Linked DNA regions of Homo sapiens: all the other regions are linked to region 2. A link is an interaction called in ENCODE POLR2A ChIA-PET data of the cell type or tissue named here. Cell type or tissue: PC-9. All regions are shown on one strand. Region 1 overlaps NFIX (nuclear factor I X). Region 2 overlaps CACNA1A (calcium voltage-gated channel subunit alpha1 A). Region 3 has its middle 5.3 kb from the start of YJU2B.

Evidence for each region. ChIA-PET counts read pairs that join two places held together with the same protein. Peaks named below come from ENCODE experiments on the same cell type or tissue, not always from the same donor. Only the 100,000 strongest peaks of a DNase experiment are listed, where the experiment ranks them.
Region 1: POLR2A ChIA-PET joins it to region 2 with 29 read pairs; 1 of 35 experiments calls an interaction of 5 or more read pairs at or near these places.
Region 3: POLR2A ChIA-PET joins it to region 2 with 5 read pairs; 1 of 35 experiments calls an interaction of 5 or more read pairs at or near these places.

Annotation. Positions count from the first base shown.
Region 1 is chr19:13,035,208-13,039,207 of GRCh38, forward strand. All of the region lies in intron 2 of NFIX (nuclear factor I X), which reads left to right. Among named protein-coding and RNA genes, the nearest start is that of NFIX-AS1, 22 kb to the left of the region's middle. In PC-9, CTCF peaks have their summits at 1,149 (motif pointing left) and 1,393; DNase peaks (open chromatin) are centred at 1,314, 1,634 and 2,164; H3K27ac peaks cover 1,409 bases.
Region 2 is chr19:13,327,513-13,331,512 of GRCh38, forward strand. CACNA1A (calcium voltage-gated channel subunit alpha1 A) reads right to left here. Exons shown (of 47, transcript NM_001127222.2): 10 at 2,732-2,821. Among named protein-coding and RNA genes, the nearest start is that of CACNA1A, 180 kb to the right of the region's middle. In PC-9, no CTCF peak of the experiment used is centred here; a DNase peak (open chromatin) is centred at 2,429; H3K27me3 peaks cover 3,866 bases.
Region 3 is chr19:13,740,617-13,744,616 of GRCh38, forward strand. It overlaps a transcript of YJU2B not described here. Among named protein-coding and RNA genes, the nearest start is that of YJU2B, 5.3 kb to the right of the region's middle. In PC-9, no CTCF peak of the experiment used is centred here; a DNase peak (open chromatin) is centred at 2,325; H3K4me3 peaks cover 572 bases; H3K27ac peaks cover 2,236 bases.

The sequences.
Region 1 (4,000 bases), 290 kb before region 2:
TTGAATGTCGACTGAACCTCTGAGCATCGTCTACTCCTGTGTGTCCTGTGTTGTTTTCGCTTTTCCGGATAGCAGAGCCCTGGGCTGAAGCAGTTTGGGGGCTTTCCCCTTTCACCTCCCCCTGGTTGGAACTGTAAGCCTGCCTCCAAGTCCCCTACTGAGTTATTCCTCTCTGATTTTTTGCATAGTGGTCTCTGTGTGCTGGGGCTGCTGATCTGGGGAACAGGACAGGGGATCTGCTACTGGGCTGACCCAGGCCTGTGCAGCAACCGGTAATCCTGTCAGGCCCGTATCAGACCCCAAAGAACAGCAGACGTTTGTTTCTGCAGCATGAGACACGGAGACCAGAACTGTTGTCTGGGTCTTAGTACTACTCTTTTTAAATGATTTGATTTTTTTTTTTTATTATAGTAGTAAAACACATTCTTTGTAAAAATTTAACAATAGAGAATGTGAGAGACAGACAGGTTCCCCAAACTACTGTCCTGTGCCTGAGACAACTTCACTTCGCAGATCCATGTTAGTTCTTCGAATTTTTTTCATCAATTCATATATCAAGTAACTTTTAAATATAGAGGTATCTATTTTAAGAGCAGATGGTATGTTTGGGCTAATTGAATTGGCTCCGTCAAGTGCCATTGTGGTCTTAACTCTTCCCACCCGCTGCCTTTTGTACCCTTGCCCGCATCATCCCAAGTGCAGAGCCAATGTCCCTGTCTTCTTTTCCCTGAGGTGACAGTTTCAGCGTGTCATTCCTGGGAGGAGTGACCAACAGGGCATGTACTGGTGTCTGAGTGGTTAGGATCCCACTCTGGGGGATTCCTGCTGGTGGTATAACCCCGACCACAGAAGTCAGGGCCTAAGCCTCAGCCTGCCCTGAGATCCCCACCAAGGGGGCTGCGGCTGGAGGGAGGGGCCCCTGGGAAGTATCCTGCTTGGCTGCACCTGGCTTGGCCTCTGGAGTCGACTTCCCAAGTCTCCTAGGAAGGCGAGGGCTCTCCTTCGTGTGGAGTAGACCCTTCGCCAACTGGCCTGGCGTGTCCGGGAGGCTTCCTTTCTTAAAATGGGGGGATGAAGCGTCAGTCATGCTTCCAGGATTTATTTCATCATAATTGTTTGTTTTGGGTTTAACAATACAGCAGGGAGAAGAGTGGCAGAGGAAGAAGAGCGTCCTCTCCAGGCCAGGGGTGGGGCTGTGGAAATGAGAAACCGGACGAGACAGAGAGGGAATCCAGAGAGGGCTTTGCGGTTGAGTCTGCCAGTCTGGAGAAGGCTGCTCTCCAGACAGCTGAGAGTAGGGTGACACCTGGTGACTCTTGTGGACTGGGCGGAGCTGTGTGGAGCGATCGGGAGATCCCCGGAGGCGACCTGCAGGAGGCCAGCCGAGTGCAGCCCTTGGGGAGTGTGTCCTTATTATGCCTGCAGATTATATCCCCATTAGCGCATAATTATTATATAATGGGCGTTATTGCATAATGGCAGTTATATAACAGGTGGCCCAGAATACAGACAGGGGGTGTAATAAGTGTATATCCTCTGGCTATAAATAGCCACCAGCCCCACACCAAATATGTGGTCACACCAGAGCCACCTTATAAATACCCGTGCTGGGCTATAAATTTCTGAGCAGTGACGTCAGCGGGCATGGTACCTAGTTAGGGGGTGGTAGGAGGGACCTGCGGCCCCACCCGGACACATGACATCATTGTTTCCTTAGTAACAGGAATGCTCCCGGGGGACCAAGTGAAGAAAGGCCTTTAAAGGGAGGAGGCAAATGGATAGGAAGCTTGAGTTGGGGGTGGGTGCTAAGCCTGGGCTGAACAGGGTGAGGTCTCCTGGGCAGAGTCCTTAATGGGTGAGACAGGCCATCTGCCCTTGGGTATTTGACCCAACGGGAAGCAAGGCAGTAGACTCCGTTTCCTTTCATCTTTAGGGGGTCTCAAGTCCCCTTTCCTGTGTGTAGCAGATTCTGCCAGCCTTGGCTGTGTGTCAGGGAGAAGAGGGGAGCTACAGAGTCTTCCCTGTCCTTCTCTCTCCCAGGTGACCTCTACAGGGCTCTGGGGCCACTTGCTTAAGGGAGACCCGACTTCTGCACCCGGTCATATCCTCCCCAGGGCATGACCACTTCCCCTACCAGACGTAGTAGGCCAGTTTCAGCCTTAGTAATCTAAGAAATATGTGAGCAATTTGATGCGGATCTCAGAGAGCCTCGTGGAAGTAATGGCGCTGAGAGATGGCGCCTGGGGAAGAAAGAGGAGACAAGGATAGTATTCTGGCCCCAGAAGAAACTATGAGGTGGGATATAATCTTTTTAGGTGTATGGGAGATTGCTTCATATAGGGTGGGGAAGAACTAGTCTTCATAGCCCTGAGCATAGAGGAGGAAATTTGCCTTTGGCAGATGAGGGGATTGGAAGAAGGCTGGATGACCAACTCGTCCTGGTTTGCTCAGAGTTTCACAGCCCCTCACCTCGGTAAACCCCTCAGTCTCCAGCAAACTGGGATTGTTGGTCACCCTAGAACAGTGATTTTCAACCAAGGGCAATTTTGTCCCGCAGGGAACATTTGGCAATGTCTGTGAACACTTTTGGTTGTCACAGTTGTGGGGGGAGGGTGCTATTGGAATCTAGTGGGAAGAGTCTACTGCATATGACAGTCCCCCAGGAACAAAGAATCATCTCGCCCCCAAACGTCACAAGTGCGGAGGTGGAGAAACCCAGCCTTAGAGGGAGAATAAGCAGACCCTGCTGTGCGTGGTCTCTCCTCAGGACGCCTCTTGCCTCTGCTAGCAGAGTGGGCTGCTTGGCTGCCTTCCTGAATTTCTTGCAGCTCTTGTTTTCTGTGCTTTGATTGGTTGTGTTTAGGGTTCTGTGGCCTGGAAACCTTTTCTAGGAAATCGTGTGGCTTCTGAGAGGGTCTTTCCCATCTCAAAGCTCAGAGACCCTTTGAGACAGTGCCATCTCAAAGTGAGACAGTGCTGACAGCAAGCCCTGCCAGGCAGTATGGTATTGGTGTGGATCCTTCATCTGTTATTTAAAAAAGAATGGAAAAATCATCAAATACCTATCCCTTATTGCCTACCAAAGAGTTTCTAAAAGGCAAAGCCTGCCTGTTTTCCCTGCCTTTCAGGTCACCTCTTCCCATATAGACCTGAACAGGCCACTGCGGCTCCTGGGGCTTCCTGAGCGTAGCAGTCCCAGGGTGAGAACTCACTTCCATAAAAGCCAGTTTCCCAGACCCAGTGACCAGGGCTGGACTCTGCCACCCAAAGAAGCTTCCCAAATGAAACAAATGAGGCAGGAGCAGGAGAGAGCCAAATCCTATTCTGGCACATGGAGTTTACAGAAATCTAGGTTCTAAGTGTTCTCATGTCATTTATAGAAGTTTCCGTTTAGCCCGGCATATGTGAAATGTAATCATGAAAGCATAGCAGACACTGTTTTTCACCTGCCTTTAGTGCCTGTTTAGTTTACTACCTGGCTGCAGTTGACTTGGCGCCCTCTGGCCTTGACCACATGCATAGCGTGGCCAACTGGGTCATCGTTTCTGCTGGCCTCGGACAGGGCCCACAGATGAAGGCCAGGATGGTGGTGGTGGCGCAGTGGTCTGGTCTGCACCAGAGATTTGGCCAGAGAGAGGGGATCAGCTGGGCTGTGGGCTACCCGTTGTGTGTGTCAGGCCCAACTTTTGAGTTTGGACTTGAGATTGAGGCAGCTAATAAGCGTGGATGGGGAGGAAGGGCCCAAGGGTCTACATGCAAGGTCCTGCCTGCTGTGCCAAAGGGGACTCTGTGGGGAACAGTGCTGGCTCCGAACACAAAGGCCATTGCTCCATGGAGCAATAATCCTCAGGATATTGCCAGCCCAAAAGATATGGCCAAGAGAGAGGCCTCTGCCCTGAGGACAATGGCCAGATTTCTCTCACTTATTTATGGTATCGTGGTTTACAAAGTGGGCCCAGCACACAAATCTCTGGGCATAGTTTCAAATACATGCATTTCT
Region 2 (4,000 bases):
ATCTCAGAAAAAAAAAAAAAAATTAAAAAAATTAAAAATATATATACATATATATGTATATGCAGATTTTTTATTTTTTTGATGGAGTTTCACTCTTGATGCCCAGGCTGGAGGGCAATGGCGCCATCTCAGCTCACTGCAGCCTCCGCCTCCCGGGTTCAAGTGATTTTGTGCCTCAGCCTCCTGAGTAGCTGGGATTACAGGCTCACGCCACCACACCCAGCTAATTGTTGAATTTTTAGTACAGACACGGTTTCACCATGTTGGCCAGGCTGGTCTCCTACTCCTGACCTTAAGCGATCTACCCGCCTCAGCCTCCCAAAGTGCTGGGATTACAGGCGTGAGCCACCGCGCCCGGCCAGCAAAGTAGATTTTTAAGAATGTATGTTATTTTATTTTTTTAAGAGACAGGTTCTCACTCTGTTGCCCACGTTGCAGTGCAGTGGCACAATCATAGCTCACTGCAACCTTGAATTCCTGGGTTCAAGAAATCCTCCTGCCTTAGCTTCCTAAATAGATGGGACTATAGGTGTGTGCCATAATGCCTGGCTAAGTTTTTCAACATTTTGTTTTTCAGAGATGGAGCCTTGTTATGTTGCCCAGGCTGGTCTTGAACGGCTGATCTTAGGAGATCCTCCTGCACTGGCCTCCCAAAGCAGTGGGATTACAGGCGTGAACCACTGTACCTCGTCATAAAACAGATTTTAAACAATGGAGGTAACGTAACACGTGAGACAGACATAATTGATCAAATACTCAAGACACCTACTGAGCGCTCCAATTCTTGACATTTGCTTACAGGAAATTAAACAGATGCACACACGAGTGGAAGCAGAATGAGTTCTCCATTACAAAGAAAAGCGTGTTTTGGCTGGAAATTAAAAATGCAAATGAAAACAAGCTTTAAGGTTTCATTACAAACCCACTTAACTGGGAAAGGAAATTAAATTGGTAATATTCGATGGCCTGGGTGGGGAATCCATGAACATATGCATACTTGGCAGGTTTATAAATGGGTTCCATGTTTTTGAAACTCAGAATGGCTCTTTGAATAATGAGTTGAAAAGCTGTTAATATCTTTGATCCTATAATTATCCCCAAGGAAATACGCCCAAAGGGTGGGGGGAGTCATTGTACGTAAATGTGCACAGCAGTGTTCTTCGTAAGAGAAATTATTGGAAACAACTCAAACACCCTATAATAGAGCTATGGCTAAACAAACCATAGTGTATCCACCCTACGAGATATGTGATCGCAATGGAAATTATGCCTAAACTCAGCAATAAGGTTATAAACTAGGGGCGAGCGATAAAAGGGGAATACGAAATAGTGGATCAGAAACTATGGATCAGAAACACATGGATGTACTAACTTCCCTCCTTCCTTCACTTCTCTCCCTCCTTCTCTTCCTCCCTTCCTCTTTCTCTTGCCATCCTTTCTTCCTCTAAACTGCGGCCACACAGTTTCCCAAGCAGCCTAAATTCCTTCTCCCCTCAATCTTATTCCAGTCTTATTTCCTCTGCCTGGATGCTCTTCCTTCCATTAAAAACAAAAACCCATTAAAGAACAACAACAACAATAACAATACATTCTCACTTTAGAAGGTCAAAATCAACATCATCACAGCCAATGAATCAATAGGACAGAGGAGTGAGAAGGGAAAGAATAAATGTTCCCTCCTCCCTCGAACTCTGGCCCTTGTGGTGGCAAAGGTCTGAGCCCTGCCTCTCACACTGTTCCTTCTGCTATCACCACCACAGTGATCTCCTACCCATCCTTCAGTTCCCAGCTTAACCGTCACTTCCTCCAGGTAGCCTTCCCTGACTGCTCCCCATCCTTCTAGAGCAAGCTAAGCCCAGAGCCTCTCCCTGAAGTGCCATTACCATTACAGGTTTATTTGTGTAATTCTCTGTTTAATTTCTATTTCCTGCACTGGACTGTGAGCTCCATGTAGGTAGGGATTTGGTTTGTGTCTTTTTTTTTTTTTTTTTTTTGAGACAGGATCTTGCTCTGTTGCCCAGGCTGGAGGGCAGTGATGAGATCTCAGCTCACTGCAACCTCTGCTTCCCAGGTTCAAGTGATGCTCCCGCCTCAGCCTCCAGAGTAGCTGGAACTACAGGCTAATTTTTTTCGTATTTTTAGTAGAGCCAGGGTTTCACCATGTTGGCCAGGCTGGTCTCGAACTCCCGACATCAGGTGATCCGCTCATCTCAGCTTCCCAAAGTGTTGGGATTACAGGCGTGAGCCACTGTGCCTGGCTCAGTTTGTGTCTTTTTTTTTTTTTCTGTGCCCAGGCTGGAGTGCAGTAACACAATAATGGCTTATTGCAGCCTCCACTTCCCAGGCTCAAGTGATCCTCCCAGCTCAGCCTCGTGACTGCCTTGTCTTGTTTGCAACCAAGCACCTAATATAAGCAGGTCCCCCATGAATACTTCCCGAATGAGTCACAAACATTCACCAACTTGACTGGGAGCTTCGTCCCTGCCAGGTGCTGGTTTGCCATGCTTCATGGGGATCATTTAGTTGAATTCCCACAAAATAATGAGAAGCTAGGCACGGATGTTATTCCCATAATGATGTAATCTGCCCAGGACACACGCACAGGTGGGAAAGGGTGGAGCTGAGACCCAAATCCAGGCAGCACGGTTTGCAAGCCCTCTGCCCCCACCCCACCATGTCTCTTGGGCGATAGGTGATGAACAACTGATAGGTGGCAGAGGAAGGGACTCACCCACAGAGGCTATATCAGCCAGCTGATCCTCAGCCTCTTCGGGGTTGAGCAAATCTGTCTTGCTTTTCTTTATGGTGGTTCTCCGCAGAGCTCCAACAATGGAAACATGGCAAGAGAAAAAGACGTTACCCTTTTTGCAACACAGACCATATGGACACAGTGTGTCCTTGGATTTAACTCTCACGGCAACTGTTCTCACGGGAACTAATAGTATACCCATTTTTCAGATGTGTAAACTGAGGTTCAAGGTGGCACTATCACTTTGCTTAAAGGGGTAAAGACAAGAATCAAGTCGGGTTCAGTCCGACTCCAGGTCTGGGCCCTCAGCCACTATTTTCCTTCTGGTTTATTTATTTATTTGTTTATTTATTTTGAGACAGAATCTTGCTCTGTCACCCAGAGAGTGGTGTGATCTTGGCTTACTGCAACCTCTGCCTCCTGAGTTCAAGCGATTCTCCTCCCTCAGCCTCCTGAGTAGCTGAGACTACAGGCATGCACCACCACGCCTGGCTAATTTTTGTATTATTAGTAGAGATGGGGTTTTGCCATGTTGGCCAGGCTGGTCAAACTCTTGACCTCAAGTGATTTGCCTGCCTTGGCCTCCAAAAGTGCTAGGATTACAGGCGTGAGCCGCCCCACTCAGCCTCTATTTTTAAATTCTAAGAAACCTCACTTTCTTATGAAAACAGTCCACCCCTTGACCTGTAGCATACTCGCTAGGCAGGCTGCAATTTTGGGATTCTGCCCCCATATTCAAGCTATACACCCCAGGGGCTCCACAGCAGACAAGTTCAGGTGTAGACTTCCAATAAAAAGATTTAGGTACCCTAAATGAGTTAGATTACCTAACTCATTTAGGGGAGTTAGGTAATCTCCCCTCCCCAACTAAGATAATAAAATTCATTTTATAACCTTCTGGGACGCAGTGCCAGTTCTTTTATTTCCCTCAAATCTCTCAGATTTTTAATCAAAAGTCATCACCCTGTCTAACCAGCTTTCTTTCTTTTTTTTGAGACAGAGTCTTGCTCTGTCGCCTAGGCTGGAGTGCAGTGGTGTGATCTCGGCTCACCGCAACTTCCGTCTCCCAGGTTCAAGCAATTCTCGTAGTTTAGCCTCCTGAGTAGCTGGGATTACAGGCGTGTGCCATGACACCTAGCTAATTTTTGTATTTTTAGTAGAGATGGGGTTTCGCCATGATGGCCAGGCCGGTCTTGAACTCCTGGCCTCAAGTGATCCACCCGCCTTGGCCTCCCAAAGTGCTGGGATTAC
Region 3 (4,000 bases), 410 kb after region 2:
AACCTCTGCCTCCGAGTTCAAGCAATTCTCCTGCCTCAGCCTCCCGAATAGCTGGGATTACATGCGTGCGCCACCACGCCCGGCTAATCTTTGTATTTTTAGTGGAGATGGGGTTTCACCATATTGGTCAGGCTGGTCTTGAACTCCTGACCTCGCGATCTGCCTCCCTTGGGCTCCCAAAGTGCTGGGATTACAGGCGTGAGCCACCGTGCCCGGCCTTAGACATTTTTATATTTGGTTTGTGGCTGTGATCAAAGCCATTTGGGATGTCTGCCCAGCCCTACCCTCTTCATATGAGCACATCCAACCCTCAATTGCAGCCCTGCGCATAGGGTTCAGCTAAGCCACACCCAGATTCCTGACCCAAAGAAACAGTGAGATAATAAATGTTTTAGGCCTCTATACTTTGGGGTAATTTGTTACGCAACCAGAGATAAGTAATATATTGTCAAAACCAGGTAGGCTTTAATTAGTCTTTCCAGATGTCTGTTTCTTTCTTTGTGCTGGCTGGAGGCCTTTGGCTTTTATAGATTTCTTTTTTTTTTTTTTTTTTTTGAGACGGAGTTTCGCTCTTGTTGCCCAAGCTGCAGTGCAATGGCGTGATCTCAGCTCACTGCAACCTCTGCCTCCTGGGTTCAAGTGATTCTCCTGCCTCAGCCTCCTGAGTAGCTGGGATTACAGGTGCACGCCACCATGCCTGGCTAATTTTTGTATTTTTAGTAGAGATGGGGTTTCACCGTGTTGGTCAGGCTGATCTCAAACCCCTGACCTCATGATCGGCCCACCTCAGCCTCCCGAAGTGCTGGGATTACAGGTGTGAGCCACCATGCCTGGCCAGAAATTTTTTTTTAAGAGATGGGGTCTTTCTTTGATGCCCAGGCTGGAGTGGTGGGAGGATGACTTGAGCACAGGAGCCCAAGAGTAGCCTGGGCAACACAGGAAGACCTCGTTTCTACAAATTAAAAAAAAAAAAAAAAATTAGCTAGGCATGGTGCCTGTGGTCCCAACTACTCAAAAAGCTGAGGTGTGAGGACGGCTTGAACCTGGGAGTTCAAGGCTGCAGTGATTGCACCACTGCACTTCAGCCTGGGTGACAGTGGAGACCCTGTCTCAAACCAAACCAAACAAAACAAAACAAAACAAAAGAAGCTATTGGAGGGCCTTATAAGCTGCCTCAGAACCAAGGACTTCCTAACTTTCTCTTGTTTCTCCCCATCTCCCAAGCACAGGGAGGGGCTCTCTTTGGAAGTTCCCTTATTTGACTGATGAAAACTTCTTCCAAAAGAAATGCAGTTGTCTTAAGATGACTCCTCCCTAAGAATCTCATCAAATATCCAGGAAATATTAACCACTGGCAAAGAGAAAAGACTAAAAATTGGCATCATGTCCAAACAGACTTCATCTACTCCTCTCTGTGCAGCTTGGAGAGATTACATGGGAGACTTTATCTACATAATAAGACGGCCTTTGTTCACAATGAAGTTCTGCCCTCACCTTTCTGTCGCCTCCCCAAGAGCTCAGAGGAACTTTGTCCCAGGCCACTGTCTGTTCATTGGGCTTCATCAGTTCCCCTGAACATCATTCATTTCCCCTCAAAACTGCCTACATTCCCCATTTCTCTCTCCCCTAGGAAGACAGTATTTAACTCACAACCATCTGGTCCTTCTTTGAGTCCCACTTTTTTTTTTTTTTTTTTTTTTTTTTTTGAGACGGAGTCTCACTGTCGCCAGCGCTGGAGTGCAGTGGCGCAATCTCGGCTCACTGCAACCTCCGCCTCCCGGGTTCAAGCGATTCTCCTGCCTCAGCCTCCCAAGTAGCTGGCATTACAAGTCTCACATTTTATATGGCTCCCATGCTTACGCATAAATGTCTGTGCCCTTTCTTTTGTTAATCTGTCTATTGTCAGCTCATTTCAGTGAAACTTCAGAACGTGAAAGGGAAGTTTTCCCTTTGCCCTATGCCTTCCTTTCCCTGTATCAATTCCTTTGGCCCCACCAGAACTGGCCTGCATTTGGTATCTTTATAGAACAGCCTCTTTGTATCCCAGGCTGATGTTCAGGCTCCATCACTTGCCCTGTGCATTAAGTAGTAACAGTGAGACTCTACAAGCCAAGGCTTCTCATTCTCCCCTCTCTAGGAAGTCCTGCTCCCAAGATGACATTCTGTGCCTTTTCAGTCACTAACTCTTGGTTCAGGTACAAGACAAGGGCTCAAGCAAAATCCAGATGGACTGAGTGAGATTATTGGGGTGAAATGCAGTTCCCTCTCATTCCTGGGGATCAGCGAGCATGCCTCCCTACAGCACACCCCCCACCTGACTCATTCTGCCTCATCCAGGTCAGAGGTCCCTCCTTACAGGAGTTCTTACAGAAACCAACTGAGGTCTGCTTACCCAGCACAGTAAAACCAGATACCCACACTAAGGTCTTTGCAGTGATAGAAAGAAAGGTGTTTATTGCAGGGCACCATGCAAGGAGAATCAGGGCAGCTCATGCTTAAGACCTGAAATCACCAATGGCTTGCAGGTGGGGGTTTTTTAAGGCAGGTGTAAATTTCAGTAAACCAGAAGCTACAAGCAAAATCATAAATCAATGCATGGAGATTACACATTGGTTTCCACTTAAAAAGGCAGGATATCTTAAAGTGGGGGCTTACAGGTCGTAGATAGATTTAAACATCTAGGCAGGGCACGGTGGCTCACGCCTGTAATCCTAATACTTTGGGAGGCCAAGATGGGAGGATTACCTGAGGTCAGGAGTTCGAGACCAGCCTCGCCAACATGACGAAGCCCTGTCTCTACTAAAAATACAAACATTAGCCGGATGTGGTGGCACATGCCTGTGATCCTTGCTACTCGGGAGGCTGAGGCAGGAGAATCGCTTGAACCTGGGAAGTTGAGGTTGCAGTGAGCCGAGATCATGCCACTGTACTCCAGCCTGGGCGACAGCAAGACTCAGTCTCAGGAAAAAAAAAAGAAAAAGAAAAAAATAGAAAGCCTGGGCGCAGTGGCTCACGCCTGTAATCCCAACACTTTGGGAGGCCAAGATGGGAGGATTACCTGAGGTCAGGAGTTCGAGACCAGCCTGGCCAACATGACGAAGCCCTGTCTCTACTAAAAATACAAAAATTAGCCGGATGCGGTGGCACATGCCTGTGATCCTCGCTACTCGGGAGGCTGAGGCAGGAGAATCGCTTGAACCTGGGAGGTTGAGGTTGCAGTGAGCCGAGACCACGCCACTGCACTCCAGCCTGGGCAAGACTCAGTCTCAGGAAAAAAAAGAAAAAGAAAAAAATAGGCTGGGCGCAGTGGCTCACGCCTGTAATCCCAACACTTTGGGAGGCCGAGGCGGGTGGATCACGAAGTCAGGAGTTCAAGCCAGCCTGGCCAGCATAGTGAAACCTCGTCTCTACTATAGATACAAAAATTAGCTGGGCATGGTGGCAGGTGCCTGTAATCCCAGCTACTTGGGAAGCTGAGGCAGGAGAATCACTTGAACCCGAGAGGTGAAGGTTGCAGTGAGCCGAGATCACGCCACAGGACTCCAGCTTGGGCAACAGAGACTTAGTCTCAAAAAAAAAAAGAAAAGAAAAAGATTTAAACATCTTCTGATTTGCAATGGATTAAGGAAGAGAAGCTTTGTTTAAAAATTTTGAGTCAGTAGAAACATGTCAACTGGTTAGGGGAAGTAACTTTCTCCAAGCCCCTCAGGAGGAAACTTGGAACAAAAGGGACATAAAGTTTAGTCTTCACTTCCCCCTTATCTGGGGTTTCCAAGACTCTGAAAGACAATTCAGGGACATATGTTAAGATGTTATCTTTAATTTCTATAGGGAAACCAAACATCTCTGGGACTCTAACTTCCTTAGCTTTTGTTTTGGATCATTATGTCTTTTTTGTTTAACAAGTTACTTATTTACTTCTCAAGGCTAGCTAGGGGCCTGGAATTTCCCTTGAAGGAACTCAGAAATTTCCTTTGTTTCCATGCTTGGGGTCTCGTAA